Regions from separate parts of the Mus musculus genome. Here region 2 is linked to region 1. A link is a loop called in an ENCODE intact Hi-C map of the cell type or tissue named here. Cell type or tissue: left cerebral cortex. All regions are shown on one strand. Links, peaks and the distances in the headings refer to the core of each region. The heading gives the core; the rest is flanking DNA.

Evidence for each region. Hi-C counts contacts between places; a loop is a spot of excess contacts. Peaks named below come from ENCODE experiments on the same cell type or tissue, not always from the same donor. Only the 100,000 strongest peaks of a DNase experiment are listed, where the experiment ranks them.
Region 2: a loop joins it to region 1, with 4 times the contacts of the local background. A loop is called at or near these places in 3 of 42 quality-filtered maps.

Annotation. Positions count from the first base shown.
Region 1 is chr6:32,597,580-32,605,918 of GRCm38, forward strand. It overlaps Gm46956 (a long non-coding RNA gene), which reads right to left. Exons shown (of 7, transcript XR_001785218.1): 6 at 892-1,061; 7 at 675-749. Among named protein-coding and RNA genes, the nearest start is that of Plxna4, 14 kb to the left of the region's middle. In left cerebral cortex, for the core only: no CTCF peak of the experiment used is centred there; DNase peaks (open chromatin) are centred at 4,756, 6,286 and 7,522; H3K27ac peaks cover 1,080 bases.
Region 2 is chr6:33,098,153-33,106,491 of GRCm38, forward strand. No RefSeq gene overlaps it. Among named protein-coding and RNA genes, the nearest start is that of Gm22321, 14 kb to the left of the region's middle. In left cerebral cortex, for the core only: no CTCF peak of the experiment used is centred there; DNase peaks (open chromatin) are centred at 3,964 and 6,696.

The sequences.
Region 1 (8,339 bases), core at 275-8,274:
GGGATATTCGGTGTTCATTGGGCAGTTTGGCATTGGTGGGAGACATTGTGCTGAGAAATGGAAAACCAAGACAAGCTAAGCACTTCTGTGTTTGAAAACACAGAGTGTCAGAAAGATGGACTTTGGTAACTGGGAGAAGTTTGGAGTAAGAGGCAGGAAAGGACGCTTAGGGGAGAGTGAGACCTTCCAGGCTGAAAAAGCTCTGTGAGGACAGAGAGACATCAGTATGTCACCAGATGTCTTAGTTAGGGTTTTACTGCCGTGAACAGACACCATGACCAAAGCACCTCTTATAAAGGACAACATTTAATTGGGGCTGGCTTATGGCTTCAGAGATTCAGTCCACTATTATCAAGGTGGGTGTTGTGTCCGGCCAGCAGACCACAACCTGGGTTCTAGCCTGGAAAGGCATTTTGGAAACCTGGAAGAGAAGAGGGGCTAGGTGGCGAGAGAAAGAAATGTAGCCAAGACAGTTACTCTGATCAAAGCTCAAATTTTACTGTTGCGACACTCAGTTATGAAGGAAGGGGGAGGGGACCTGATTCCCGCCGAATAATCTCTGGTCCAGTAGAAAGGTGCATGTGTGTGGCTCCGCAGGTTCCAGCAGTGGGCGTGGCAGAACGAATGAGCAGGAAGCTCCACCCCTGAGCAAGCAGGTTTCAGGCTGGGGGAGGGGAGACTACAGGTGGGAGCATGGCAGCATCCAGGCAGACATGATACAGGAGGAAATGAGAGTTCAACATCTAGTTCTAAAAGCAAACAGAAGATTGGCTCCCACATGATTAGGAGAAGGATCTAATTGCCCACCCCCACAGTGACACACTTTCTCCAAAAAGGCCATACCTCCTAATAGTGCCACTCCCTGGGCCAAGCGTATTCAAACAACCATACCAGATCACTAGGTAGTCCTTCACAGTGAGCAATGATAGATTGGGTGTCCTTAGTCCATGCTTCTTAGAGAAGTCATCAGCAAAGAATTCTAATTTTTAATCCTTTGAGGGAATGGTCTTGCTGTCTTTTGGATGCATTGTCAAATTGCCACAAAAAGTCTTATCTTTATCCTGCAAGCATTTGACCAGAATATGCAATGAAGAATACATTCTGCATTTAAGTTGTTAGAGGAAGCTTTTAGAAACTGACTACTTGATATGAATATACCCAAGGTCCTATACATAGGTGTAGAGAAGAGCTTTGCAAATAAAGTACCAAAGAGATGTGACAGCAAACAGACCTATGATACATTCAATATGAGTCACCACAGGAGGCTGCCAAGGTCAGTACTGTGTAAGGTACATTAATGGAGAGTGGAGTCCCAAAGGGAGTGGCAACCACTGCTTCATTTTAAGATGGATCATACATGGATTAATGCACACTGCCCAAGGCCTTCTACTTTATAATAGATTAGAGTACATTCAGAGGAGAGTGGCCCAACTCAAAAGGAAATTTAAAATCTCTATGTATTTGAAACAATAAAAGCATCCAATACTGTTCAAGAAAGTCAGACTCAAGGAAGCATGAAGTTTCAGATATTTGAAGGGCTGCCAAGGGGTGACTTGAAATATCAGTTCCATAGAACTATAAGCTATGTAAGCAGGATCAATGTGTATAATTTGTTTATGCAGAGCCATTTGGGTTCCATGGGAGGAATGTCTTTCTAAGAGTCAGATCTCTCTGAAGGAAGAGATTCCCTGCAGTGGCTCTGAGCGCTCCATCATTTGACATGTTCAGGAAGGAAGCGGGTAATGATGAAGTAGGAATTGGAATTTGGACTAAGTGATATTCTAGTACTCTGACATTTTAATTGTTTTGTGTCTACTTTTGTATCTGTCACAGTGCCATAGGCTTGGCATTGGCTCAGTAGATATCTACTGACTTGTAGTACAATCTGTATGAGGTCACATCTAAGGAAGCTAACCATTAGCTCACCCAAGATCACCACTAAGGATAGAACTCAGGCATGGGGTCAGAAGCACAGTACCAGAGAGTGAGCTGGAGGGAGGGAGAAGCTTCACTTCAGGAAAGCCTGTCTCTTCCCCACATGAATTGTCCTGCTCTTTCCTTAGAGATGCCAGCTGTGCTCGGTCAATGCTGCTCAGTATGAAATAACTTCTTCATCAATTCCCCCTAAATACCTATATAACCTAGGGTTCTAAATTCTCAAGTAATAGTTTTTGTGACTGCTAGTTTAACTATCAACATGACACAAGCTGGGAAAACAAATTGACCTGTAATATTACCTGTAGAAGAACATTTTAATTACATTAACTGACAAGGGAAGGCCTGCCCACCATTAGCAGCACCACTCCCTAGGCTTATGGCCCTGACTGTATGAGTAAAGAAAGTAAACTGAGCACTGAAATGCACACATTGATCAATGGCTCTCTGTGTTTGACTGTAGATTTAACACAATTAGCTTCTTTAAGTTCTTGCAAGTTTGACTTAGCTAGAATCATGGAATTGTAAGTCAAATAAACCCTTCTTCCCTGAAGTGCTTTTGTTGGGGTATTTTATCACAGGATCAGGAAACTATGCTCAGACAATTTCTAAACCAACCTTCCATTTCATGTAACTCAAGTCCAGTCTCTTCTGTAAGGATCCAAATGGGTTTGTCTTCCTTTTTACTTGGCATCCTCTCCTTTCCCAGGGAGTATCCTTTCTAGCCCTATACTCCTATTCCCTTTAGCCTTAGGAGCTTTCGATAGCCAACAAAGCCCTAAGAACCAAGCTGAGGACCGTAGCATCTCAGAGAGGACTCTGGTAATGGAAACTAGGTAATTTTATACCAGTTTACTCTGTAAGCCTGGAGAGCTGAGTCGGTGTTGTTCTACACCTGACCACACTGTGATAACTGTAAATAACAGCTGCTCTTTCCTCCTCTGGTTTGTCCTTCAGCACCTGAAAAGTCACATTCTCACCTGTCTCCTGGGGAAATTACTTTATCATCAAATGAACCTCTCTGGGAAGAATCTGAAGTTGCTTCTTCCACGGGAGTTCCAAGTGGACAGTCCAAATGTCCCTTTACTATTCCTGACTGTGCTTCCACTGTGTTACCATGAGCATTGTCAGCCCCTCATCAACTTCTTCTCCTGAAAGAAACACTGAGCTACATCACTGTTTCCTCCCCAATAACTTCTCTTTTCAGGCCCTATCATCCTCATCCTCCTGAGTCTTCATGTTTATCCGCACATTGACACTACAGTGATAGATGATACTGTCTTGTCAGAGGAGGGAGGGAGGGAAGAATGGAGTGAGAAAGGAAGGCATAAGGGATAAGGAGGATGAAAGGAATTGAGGGAAAGGAAGAGAGGATAAAGTGGTGGCAATGATAAAAATATCTTCCAAAGATCACAGATTTTCATGGGGCCATAAGGATTTTTTACTTCATTGTCAGTGTAGAGGAAAGTATGCCAACAGGACAGTTTGCATAACTCATATCATGTTCAGAATCATCCGCTCAAGCAACATTCATGGGATGCCTACCATAGGGCGCTGTGCTACAGATCAAAGTTGTCTCAGCCATAGTCACTCCCCTCAGGGTTTTCAGGTGAGTAGGGGCGGTGGCAGGGACAGTAAGCTTGTAAGCACAGTGTCCTGAGACTGAGACGTGAGGACCCATGCGAGAGTGAGGGACTGTAAGAGACAGCTGTCACACAGTCATGTTCACATTGTAACTATTCCTTCTGAAAAACCTACCAGTCCTGTTTCTGTTGTTCCAGTATTTAAAAAAGAAAAATAAGGCTCACCTCCACAAGAAATCATGACAATGATGTGTGCTCTTCTAAGGTTAAGATGTGAAATGGTGGAAAGTTGATGATAGTGCACTTTTAGCTCTTGGCATGGGAAACGGATTTGCTGTACTTGAGTACCCTTGTTTCATAAACACTGAAATGCTCCTCTGTGGAATGAAGCCAAGGGCTCACAGAAGCAGGTCCATTCATCCTTTCTTCTATTTGTTTGTTGTGGAAATATGCCCAAGAACCTGTGATGTGGCAAGTGTTTGTACCAGGAATGAAGTGGAACCCATAGCAGACAAGGTCCTTGCTCCTCTGTTACACATTCTAGGTAGAAGAGACACTGGTCAGCGAGTGAGCATCTTCTGTTGGTGGTAAGTTCTATGAAGAAAAAGAAAGCATGGTAGAGATAGAGAAAGGGAAGAGGTTCTCAGGGTAGAGAAATGGTTCTGAAGTGACAACCTCTGAGCTGTGACTTAAAGAATAATAAAGAATTAGCTGGGGAAAGGTCACAGAAAATAGAGGGTAGAACTGGCACAAAGGCTGAGGTAAGATGTATAGGGAAATAATAGTACCAAAGGAAGAAAATTAGGGGACCCATGAGAGGGTCAGTATAGGCACAACTACAAAAGAAAAGGGAACAAAACAGCCATAAGAGACATACAAATACACAGAGTCCCATAACTGCAGAGCACAGAGCTGAGTTGGGAGAAATCAGCCATCATACTAGAAAGATCATTGGGTTCTAATATTTCTTATGCTGAGTGAACCCAGCCTGGTTTCCTAAAAACCAATCCATTCTATTCATCAATCTCCCATTACTATAGCAAACATTTAGCCAATAGAATCTAAGAAAAGAGTCATTTGGAGTTGAGTTTGGGAACACAGTCCATCATGATGGGGGAAGCATGGTGGCAAGAGTTGCTGTAGCGAAGACAATGGAAACAGGGGGCAGATGGTCCCATTGTGTCTATTGTCAGAAGCAGAGAGAGATGGATGCTAGAGTTCAGCTGGCTTCCTCCTCCTCTTCTTTTTATTCAGTCTGTGACACACTCCCACACTCCCTGTTTAGGAGGTGGTGTTGCCTACATTCTCAATGGGTTTTCTTGTTAAAGTTAAACATCCCTAAAAAGACTCTCACAGACATTCGTAGAGAAGTGTTTTCTAGGTGATTCCAAATCATGTTAAGTTGGTAATCAAGACCAATCATCACAAGTCCACCCCTTGTCAACCTGGCACCCAAACATGTCACTTTAAATCCTAACATTCTACCCCTGGTCCCTAAAGTCTCATGCTGATTTTACAATAAAAATCTCATTTTTGGTTCATTTTCAAAAGTCCCCAAAGTCTTAAGAGTAACGTTCAATGTTTCCTCTAAGTAAGAATACATGATCTTAACTACAAGCCCCTATGAAATAACATACTACCCAAATACAATAATAGCTCCATGCCAGACATCTGGGCTTGTGCTAACATCCTCTAGGCTCCTACAGACTTGGGTAGCTGTGCCTCTCCAGTTTTGCCACCTGCAACACACAGCGCTTCTTACTTGGGCAAGCTCCAATCCTGCAGCTTTCCTCATTGTTCCACAGGCCTGGTACCTCCCTCCAACATCCTGGGGTCTCGAGTATAATTTGGGATTTACCTTCATATTTGTGCACAATGCAATGTTAATGCCTTCTCGTAGGAAACACAACCTCACACAGGTTACCTGGTCTCAGTTCTTTCTGGAACCTTGGGGTAAGCCTCTATGATCTAGAAATCTTGAATTCTGAATATCTATAAGACCAGCATTACAATTCTAGACAATGTTGCCAAGCACTGTGCTAATTTAAGATGTACTCTGGCCCCTTCTACTACAACTAGAGTGGCTTCCATGCTTTTGGGGAATGGGCCTTGGGAAACTTCTCTCTAACCAGTTCTTCTCCATCAGGGAGCCCTTCAGTGGCATTACCAGTTCAGGTTCTCTTCTTTCAAACAAGTTTGCCTTTTCACAAGTTGGAGCCTTTGACAGGTAGGATTTCACCACCAGAACAATTTTCTTATTGTTCCTATGAAACAAACAAACTAAAAAGTAAGCTTTCTCTTTTGTGGCATTAATCTCCTTAACAGTTATAGATGCTTTGTCTGAATACACCCTGTCCTTATCTTTCACTGGGCACAAATTCCTGTTCTGCATCTTTGAGGCTCACTCTGTGCTCCTCTTTTGTGGAAATCTAGGTAAATGCAGCAATCGATAACCAAGACAGAGATGATCTATTATTCTGTCTTGAAATTTCCTACACCAAATAATTCTGTCCATTTCTTTGGAATTCAGTCTCACTGTAGTATTCAGGCCATGGGTACAACGACGCCAGATTCTTTGCCAGAATCCAACACAAATTGGCTCCCAGCTCATTTCCCAACATAGTTCTTGCATTTCTCTGAAACATCATGAACAATTTATACTGTTTGCCACTCTGTCAGCATCCTAGTGGCCTGCACTCCAATCAGAATGCTTTGCTGAGCTCTGCCTTGAGCACTCTAAGGATTATTTAGCCCACAGCTCCAAAGTTTTCCACATTCCTCCCACAAAGTAGTTCCAGAAGCTTACAGACCAAACAATCAGGTTTATCATATCAACCACCCACATCTCAGTACAACTTTTCTATATTAAGTTACGTTTCTTACTGTGGCGACAAGGCACCTGACAAAAGTGACTCCAAGAAGAAGGGAAGAAGCGTTATTTTGGCTCACACTTTGAGAGTAGAGTTTATCATAAAAAGAAAGACAGGGCAATCATATCACATCCATAGCCAAAAAGCAAGGAGATGACTCCTGGCACTCAGCTCTCTCTTTCCTTTATATTCAACCTGGAAACCCAGGTTGGGGTTAAAGCTCCTGAACTGTCCTCACAGGCATACCCTAGAGTTGTTTTTCTTGTGTGATCCCAGACCCTGTCAAGTTGGCCATCAAGAGCAATCATGGCACTGGTAGACTGAATACAGAAAGAAATGGAAGAAATGGGTTGGAGGTGGAAGACGAAGTTCACAGACAGAGGCTGTATCCTTTAGGAAGGCTCTTGGTAAGTAACAAAGTACTAATCCAGATGCTCAGCTGATGATAGCATCTTACATCTCATGCAGCAACAAGGTCGTGGTGTCCCTTAGGCTAGCGCAGGGACTCTGCGGTTACCGAGAGGCAGCTTCCATCTGATTGTCTAGTACTTATTCCTGACAAGTTTTTGTTCTCATACTTAATTTCTCAGGGCCAGAAAATGGCTGCCCTGAGCTCCAGCCTTCCCCTCTCTGTATTATTATCTAAGACTCAGAAGGAAGAGAAGTGGGGTATTGGGGTACTCTCTTGGAGGAGGTCTCCCACTTAATAGCCAAAGAAAACATCTCAGAAACCTCCTGTGTATCTGACTGGCCAGAACTGGGTCATATGGCCATTTTATGCTGCAAGAGAGGCTGGAAAGTGAATGCCTGCAAAAAAGGAATGGGGGTTCTTTAACACCCATGTGAGCCAGTCAACACTCAGCTATTCCTTGAAGGTTTGACCAATGTGGACGCTTTATGTAGAAGGTGGGGAACTGTGGGCTTCAGGGACTCATGTCTGAGCTCCAGGGCCTTTGTGGTAGAAAGGACAGAACAACACTGAGGGAGGGACCCCAAATCAGGCATCAGAGACATAGGCTATTGCCCCTTATGAAACAGATCCCTAAGACAATTTCAGCCACTGTTCTTCATCTACAAAATGGAAGCCCCAACACCTACATGTGAAGCAGGCTGCCTGTGGGGACGGAAACTGCCAGAGTGAGCTATGAGCACCTAGCACCTGCCCACGGCTCTGTGGGGATGCAGGGAGAAAGTGTAACTTCTGTCCCTATTTATGTCCCTCGTTCTTTAAAAATATATACAGTTGTGCATATATTATACATAATACATTACAATAGCATATATATATAACTCATAAATAAATACATGTACATATGTTAGGCGTGCTCAGAAAATTTGCTCATAAAGGCCCAATTTTTGGAAGTTAGAAGCACTTTTTAAAAAGAATGCGGTTTGCCACAAGACTGGGCACATGTTGGACCCTCAAAAAAGGCTGCCTCTGTTATCCCTTGGATACCTCTTACAATTTGTAATGGCGAGGACAGGCATCTGTCACGGTCATTCCCAGCTCCACTCTCAAAAAAAAAAAAAAAGTTACCTAGCATGGGCTTTTTCCAGCACCTCCCAACCCCTCTCCCAGAAAGTAGGATCAGTACTGCTGCTCCCTGTGCTCTATACAAATATTCGAATACAAGGCACTCCCAGACCTGTCTATTACAACACACCTAGCATTTTTTCCTTCCACCTGCTGTCTATCCTTCCTGTTTTCTGACTGGCAGGCATTTCCAGGAACAGTTCACAAGGGTAAGGAAGGGAGGGAAGAAAAGCTAAGCTAACCACACAGGGCAAGCACAGGAGGCAAAAGGCCCCATGGGAGGCAAGGATTGAACTGAAGAGCCCGGCTCTATCCTTGGGATTCCTTTCTCCCTGGGAGCCCTGTGTCCCATTAGCATGAGCAAATGAGAATTGCCAGTATCTACCTCCCACCTGCCCTCTCCAGCCTCCGCAGGTA
Region 2 (8,339 bases), core at 11-8,010, 500 kb after region 1:
CCCTCCCACCACCCCACCCTAGATAGTGACTCAAGTGAAATCAACCTCCAAATAGTCTCTGGAAGCAAGAAGACATACATCAGGGACCACAGGCGCATCATCTCAATCCATGCGCTGTTTGCCCACTTTCCCCTCCCCCCATGCCTGTATTCTTTCTAAGAAGGCATCCCTTTACTATTTCTGGTGTAAACTTTCTTCACTGAGAGTATTTTTTCCCCTCAAGGTTTTTCAGGAAAGCATGGGGAGTCATAGTCACCATAGTAAATTGAATTACATTCCAGTGGAACTAGGCTGACTTGTAGGCGAAAGAAAAAAAGGTAATAATATAATAGGGTTTTTTTTTTAAATCAAAAATGTTTCTTAAAGGAGATTTTATCCAATGAGTTTCTATTAGCTTGGTACAAGATTAGTCATGGGCATGCATAAGAAAACAAAACAGGGAGAACTGAATCTGGGAGAGTTGTTCTTACCTCTTTCAGATCCACAGAGATACATGGTGCTAATAACAAAAAGATGAACTTATATCTGGGCATTTGTTACCTCTAAGATAAAGAAAAAAGAAAGAAAGAAAGAAAGAAAGAAAGAAAGAAAGAAAGAAACAAACAAACAAACAAACAAACAAAAACAATGGTGGTAGAACTTTTCTTTGAGGCCAAATTCTTTTGCGCAGCCTTTCAGAAAGAGGTTGATACTTGGTCTCATCTTCAAAAAAAAAAAAAAAAATCTCAAAACTTCAAACATTCAGCACTCTCTGAACAGGATCCATAAATGTCCTAGGATTCAGCATGGGTTTCAAAATCCCTTTCTAGGCTGTTGCTTTCATATTTGCTAGACCTGTTGATTTACAACATGCCAACACATGAATCCATCTGTCACAATGGCATGGTGCCCTCTCTGCAGGACAACATGCCAATATCCATTCGCCCAGCCAAAATGACATTAGCAACAATGCCCTGCGTGACATAATAAACTGTATGCTCATGCGGAAAGATGGTCTTCCCAGGGAGGGCAGAGGCTGCCAAGTGAAGAACTCACTGCTCATCAGCAAGTCATGTGTGACCCAGCTCAGCACACACCCCAATCCTTGGGTGGCATGAGTCCCTCGTTTGAGGCTCTGCTGATGGAAACAATTCTTCCTCAACAGCTCCCACAGCATGGACAGAGCTCTCGATCGATGGAGAGACATGGCTGAAGCCAGAACACCCAGATGGTGATCAACCATTCCAGTGTGCCAGAGATGGGCACTTCTTGGCAAGTAGGAATTTGAGTGTCGAAAACAAGAGTCTCTGGCAAACTAGGAAGCATTGACCACCATAGTTGTGTCTCCATCCTGGGCTGGGCCAGGCAATCTCTTCCTGCCCTATATCTCTATCCAGCTTTGCTTCCATTTCTGCTTTCATGGTGGGGATTTTGAAATGCAACATCTAGTATAATATCCTCTACTAGAGTGGGGGTTCAATACATTCACTCATTTCTAAGAATAAAGCGAAGGAATGCCTCTAAGATTATCTTAGAGAAAAGGCTGTGATTTCTACCCTGGGCTATTCTTCCTTCCCTCCCCTCCTCTCTCTTCCCCTTGCCTCTCCTTCTCTCTCCTCCACTCCCTGCTCTCCCCTCTCCTCCCCTTCTTTCCTGTCCCCTCCCCACTATTCTCCTTGTCCCACCTTTGCTTTCCCCATTTGCTTTCATTCCTTCTCTACTCTGAAGTCAGCCAGTTTTCCTACTGGGATCATTTCTATGGAGAAGTGCAGATGGCAAGGAACTGATGTTTCTACAAAAGAAGAGAGAGGGGGGGAGAGGAAGAAGAGGAGGAGGAGGAGGAAGAAGAGAGGTTCAAAGGAAGAGGGAGACAAGAAAAATGGGGGAACTGGGAGAGACAAATATCATGTTTTTCATATGTAGAATCCAAGTGTGTGTGTGTGTGTGTGTGTGTGTGTGTGTGTGTGTAGGATAACAGCAAAAGACTGAATATTTGGAGTGAGGAAAAGAATCAGTGGAGCTGGGCAGGGTGCATAAGAGAGGCTTTGTGGGGTTGAGTAAGAGAAAAACATAATGACATCTATGTGCAAAATGTAGTGAAACCTATTGTTTCATATGCCAATTTAGAAACAAGCTAACCTTCTATCTTCAGACAAGGACCAACAAGGACCTGAGGCTGCCATGGCTACTGGACTAAACTTGGATGCAGATTATTCTACCAGTGTTAACCTTCAGATGATAATAACCTCAACTTGACCAGAGCACTTGACCTGGGTTTGTCATCCTTAGAAACTGTGAGTCAAGAAACACGTGTTCTAAGCTACTGTGTTTATGCATGGAGGCAGATGAAATTTTAAGCCATGCAGATGCAGGACCTCAGTGAAGAAACACTGGACTCTGGGAGATCAATGTTCTAGTCTGGCCATTTGACACTGAGAAATCTGAGTCCAAACGAGGCCCTGTGACATGTTATATAGCTGCATCATAGCCACCACATGTGGGCTCTGGCTCTCCTGACTCCTGTTTTGTCCTGGATATGTTCAGAGCTATCACTACTATGGATGGCAAGCCCAGTTTCCTGGATTCTGATGCCTGGGTGTCAGGCTCCTCTGGTCTGACTTGATTTACATTGTACAGACAAACAGTGCCCTCCACACCGTGCCTTTTCAGCCTGGAAGCCTTAGCCGGCTGGATACCCTCTACGTGGAATAGAGTCCCCCACTCAAGTTTGATGTCTCTCAGAGTTATACCATTTCTCTGAGATCTTATGGGAAAAGAATCTCCAGTCTTGTCACTGCATTGAAAAACTTGATAAAAAAAACTTTTCTGTGTGCTCTGGAAACATCATGATCGTCTCCCAGCTTTGGCCATCGGGCAGGATCTTATCAGCTTCTGGTTGGATGTCTGCAGTGTGAATAAACTATCATTCCAACTAAACACAGTACATATTCCTAAAACAACTATACTTCCAAGAAGGAATAGAGTGGAAGATGGCAGAGATGGGTCAAACTACATTGCAGAGCTGTAACCCTCAAGCAGGATTTCTGTATGGAAATAAACACTCGAGTCATACTTGTGTTGAGCACATAGAACATAGCCATGTTGCCTTGCTTTATGTCCTTTAGTTAGTAGGAGATGAAAAGATGATAAGATGTTAATTCTGAATGGTGGACATATGGCTGCTATGCTCTTTTCAAAAGCTATAATAATAAGGTCAGCGAATGGCTAAGAGAGTAAAGGCACTTGCTGCCAAATCTAATGATCTTAGTTTGATCCTCTGGACCCCCAAGGGTGGAAAAAGAGAATCGATTCCAGCAAGTTGTCCTCTTACCTCCACACATGTGATATGGCATGTGTACACATACATATACATATATACACAATGAACTTAATAAAAATGTTAACTACATTATAGTTGAATAATATTTCTATAACATACATTAAAATATATTTAAGTAATATATGTAGGTCAGATAGGTTTCTCAGTGGTTAAGTCTATATTCTGCTTTTGAAGAGGACCTGAGTTTTTGTCCCACACCTACAATGGATGGCTCACAACCTCCTGCAACTCTAGCTGATATCCTTTTCTGGCCTCTGGAGGCACTTGTATTCATGTACATATACCTCTCCCTGTACACAATATATAATATACACACATGCCTAACTTAAAATAAAATATATCTTTAAAAATATGTATATTGTGTATAATATGCACCATGCTTACTAAAGTTATTTTGAAATTAAAAGTATCTTAGCTTAATGATTTATTATGTCTAAGACATTTAACAAACGTTTGACACAAATATCTCATTACATCTTCCCAGCAACTCTCTAAGGAAAAGACTGTTTCTTTCCTTTTTTTCTTGAAGTTCAGAAAGAATAACTTGTTAAAATTCATCTAGCTTCCAAGTGGAAGTTGAATCTAGTTCTGTCTAAAACCAGAGATCTCCATATTTAAATTGTGACTTTCGCCCACTAGAACTGTGTGTAGGTGCAGAAATAAGATGCATGTGTAAGTAGAGACAGTTTGGGAACATTGGTAAAATAAATAATTATCACTAGAAGTCTAAGTTGTGATAGGGAGATATCAGCCAGGAGAGTGAAAAACCCACATGAGCTAACCCTGTGCAAGAACGCTTTGTGAAGCAATCATTCATTCTTCAACTATACTTTTCTGATCAATGCCATGGGCTAGCAAGGCACTGAGGGGTAGGGTATTAGACAAGAGAGGACCTGGTACAATTTATCAGTAAAGAGGGGATGAATGGACAGTCATAATGGATGAACAAGGTAATTTAATGTATGATGGACATTATAAGAAAAATTAAAATGGAACTTAAGAGTATTAGAAAAGAGGGACTTGAGTGACCGGTGTAAGAAACTTGCAGATTAAAATTTGAGACCAGGTTTCCTTTCTGCCTCTCTAACAATGAGGATGCAGGACTAGGGAACCCTAGGTTATAATCAGTGAGGTTTGGCATATATTAATATGTGAGGATGACTGACCGTATCAGAAAGAGACTATATTTTTCTATACATCTAGTCTCATTAATACTTGAATAGGTCAGGGTGGGCGTGAGGAGAGCAGGCAGAACGAGTTCGATACTGGGCATATATCCAGAAGATGTTCCAACCAGTAAGAAGGACACATGCTCCACTATGTTCAAAGCAGCCTTATTTATAATAGCCAGAAGCTGGAAAGAACCCAAATGCCCCTCAAAAGAGAAATGGATACAGAAATTGTGGTACATTTACACAATGGAGTACTACTCAGCTATTAAAAAGAATGAATTTATGAAATTCCTAGGCAAATGGATGGACCTGGAGGGCATCATCCTGAGTGAGGTAACCCAATCAGAAAAGAACTCACATGATATGTACTCACTGATAAGTGGATATTAGACCAGAAACTTAGAATACCCAAGATGTAAGATACAATTTGCAAAACACATGAAACTCAAGAAGAATGAAGATCAAAGTGTGGACACTTTGCCCCTTCTTAGAATTGGGAACAAAACACCCATGGAAGAAGTTACAGAGACAAAATTTGGAGCTAAGATGAAAGTTTGCACCATCTAGAGACTGCCATACCCGGGGATCCATCCCATAATCAGCCTCCAAACGCTGACATCATTGCATACACTAGCAAGCGTTGGCTGAAAGGACCCTGATATAGCTGTCTCTTGTGAGGCTATGCTAGGGCCTAGCGACCCCAGAAGTGGATGTTCACAGTCAGCTATTGGATGGATCACAGGGTCCCCAATGGAGGAGCTAGAGAAAGTACCCAAGGAGCTAAAGGGGTCTGCAACCCTATAGGTGGAACAACAATATGAACTAACCAGTACCCCCGGAGCTCGTGTCTCTAGCTGCATATGTAGCAGAAGATGGCCTAGTTGGCTATCAGTGGAAAGAGAGACCCATTGGTCTTGAAAACTTTATATGTACAGGGGAACGCCAGGGCCAAGAAGTGGGAATGGGTGGGTAGGGGAGTGAGGGGGGAGGTTATGGGGGACTTTTGAGATAGCATTGGAAATTTAAATGAAGAAAATACTTAATTAAAAATTTTTTTAAAAGTAAAAAAAAAAAAAAGAATTTCAACAACAAAACAAGCCATGTGTCTTTGGGCAACAGAAAGTAAACAAGCTAGGGGAAGGTATAAGATGCATGTTGAGCTTAGGGACAGAGTATGCCAGACAGATAGAGAAGGGCTAGACTTTGAAAAGCCAGCCTTGGGCTTTGGATCAAAATTTAGAATCACAGTAATGGTACAAGTGAAGAAAATAATAAAGTGATATTTTGTATTCTGACTGTAACAGAATACAGGATAGATAGACATTCACAAGGCAGGAGAAACTTCCAGAAGTCCAAACAATCATGTGCTATATGATAGTGCAAGCAACAAAAAGATGTATGTCCCATAAAACCTTTGCAGGTCTGAAAAATTCCTATAAACTAATGGCAACATTATAGCACAGTGCACTGCTCATGTGTGTAGGGTGAGGCTGGTCCAAGTGAACCTTCTACACTGCCATTCACACAGAAGACTAATAGAGACAGTTACATTCATAACGCTTGACATGCTAATAAATGACCACATCACTGGTCTGTGACATTCCCATACTGCTATTTATACACCTTCCATTTTCCATATCCCTCCCTTCATCGCGTTAAGAGAGCACACTGAGTGAATGGCCTCTACCATCTAGGACTGCACAGCTACATTTGACACTGCCCGCGTGACAGTGGAATTGCCTGGTAAGTTCTTCAGAACATCTCCAATTTACACAGGCCCTGGGAAACTTTTATCTAAGCAAGCAGGAAGGAAGGCTAGGCCTGTAGTTCAGTGGGTGAGTATCTGTTTCCCATTCACAGATGCTCTACTTCCATCCCAAATACTACATAAACCTGGTCATGTTGGTACATGCCTATAATCTCAGAATTTAAAAGGCAGAAGGAGGACATTGTCATAAATAAATAAAGGGAAGAACAAAGAATAGAAGACTGTATCTGAGAAACACTGCAGCGGAAAAAAAAAATCCATGGCTGAGCCCTGAGAACTAAGATCTGTATACGAACCATGGGAGCATAGTCAGAGATGGCAGCCTTGGTTCTGCCCCACACTTCTGGACGATTGGGCTGTTCTCATCTGTTGTACTTGAACAGATTGTGAACACGATCTCTCCATCTTTCTGGTTTTGGACTCGGTGGAGTTTTTCTGAAGTACTTAGCCGTGTAGGTGGGAGGACTGTGGGTAGAACTAAAGCTTCCAGGGGCAGAGAGCTCGTGCACAGATGGGAAGTTTGCAGAGCACAGATCATAAGCAACTTCAGCATTTAGAAGACTTCCTTTCTCACTAAAATTGTTCTACCCTTTGAGAAATAACCAAGAGCTTGTGCCATATGCCTCAAATATCACTAATTCTCTAGTAGTTTCCAAAGATATTTAAACTACTATTGCTCTCAAGTCTATAATTAACACCTCATTTACCAGCATACCTTTGTAATATACACATACATATGTACAAGTTTCCTAGATTCTGTTTTCAAAGCCTAGAGATTTGCCTGCTATCTAAGATGAAAACAGGGAAAGATGAAGAAAGGTGAGATTTATAATAGAATGTAAGACTGTTACTCCGCCTGTTTCAAGAGTTGGGCTCAAGTTCTCCAACTCATTAGTGCAAAACACTCTTGGATTCTAACTGCAGTGCTGGGTCATGTATTTGTACAGGTCAAGCAGAGGGACTTACAAGAATATTATGACCGATATTGACCCATCTTCTGCTGATATCCAAAAGGGGCTTAGAAGGAAGAGCTGGGATTCCTTTTGAAAGGACCATAGCATTTTTCATCACCACACTATGGCGATCTCCTTGATTCTTAGCTTTCCCCTGTCAGAGACCACACATTCATCTTCAACTTCCTCTTTACCTTCCATTGTCAAGTGCTCTCTGGTTCCCAAGTTCCAGATAGAAAGTACTAGAAACAAATACCTCCTCATCCCGGAACCAGAGGAGCAGACCCCAATCAATAATGGATAGGAGTTGGTACCTACCCTTTGGGTTCAATAAATTGAATCATATGTTTTTGTCTCTAAGGGTTTCATGACAGAATAGCAATCTAGTCTCCCTAATATGTTTGTTTATAACATTTTGTCTGTACATTTGTTTGTTTACAATAGGGTCTTACTATCACACAAATTAGCCTTGATCACACAGTAATGGTCCTGCTTCAGCTTTCCAAGTGCTACAATTACAAATGTGCACTAGCATACCTGGCTACTTTCATAATAATGTGCTTTAGGCTCATAGGCATCCCCTCCTGATCTTATTTCATGGTCTCTCTCCTTTATCAATGTACCTGTGGACCCTAACCAGACTCATTACTTGCATTTACATCATTGTCTGTGGAAACCAAATGGAGGCATAGGGCAAAAATTTTCCCTAGCTCACGAAATTCAAGGTGTGCAGGAAATAGTACCTATAAAAAACATCTAAAGGTAACTTCATTGGAGAGAGTTTCCTGGCAGTAAAATGCAGGACACATCCAACTTGGTTATGGTGTATTGTCCATCTCTGTATAATTGAGTCGACTTGATCAAGGTCTTGTTTATGGTTTTTGTACTAATGTACATGACTGACATTATCCTGTAAACCTCCTTTCCTTCACTGTAGTTCCCAAGTTGGGCTAAGCAAGTCTCATTAGTTAAGAGGTTGGCATGTCCAACCTCTGAAAGTCTGTCATAGACATTTCTTCTACCTGGAATTTTCCAGGAGGGACATTTCCATAGAGGTTGTTGTATATCCAAAATGTACAATGAAATTTGGGTGTAGTAGTACACATATGTAATCCCAGGAGGCTGAG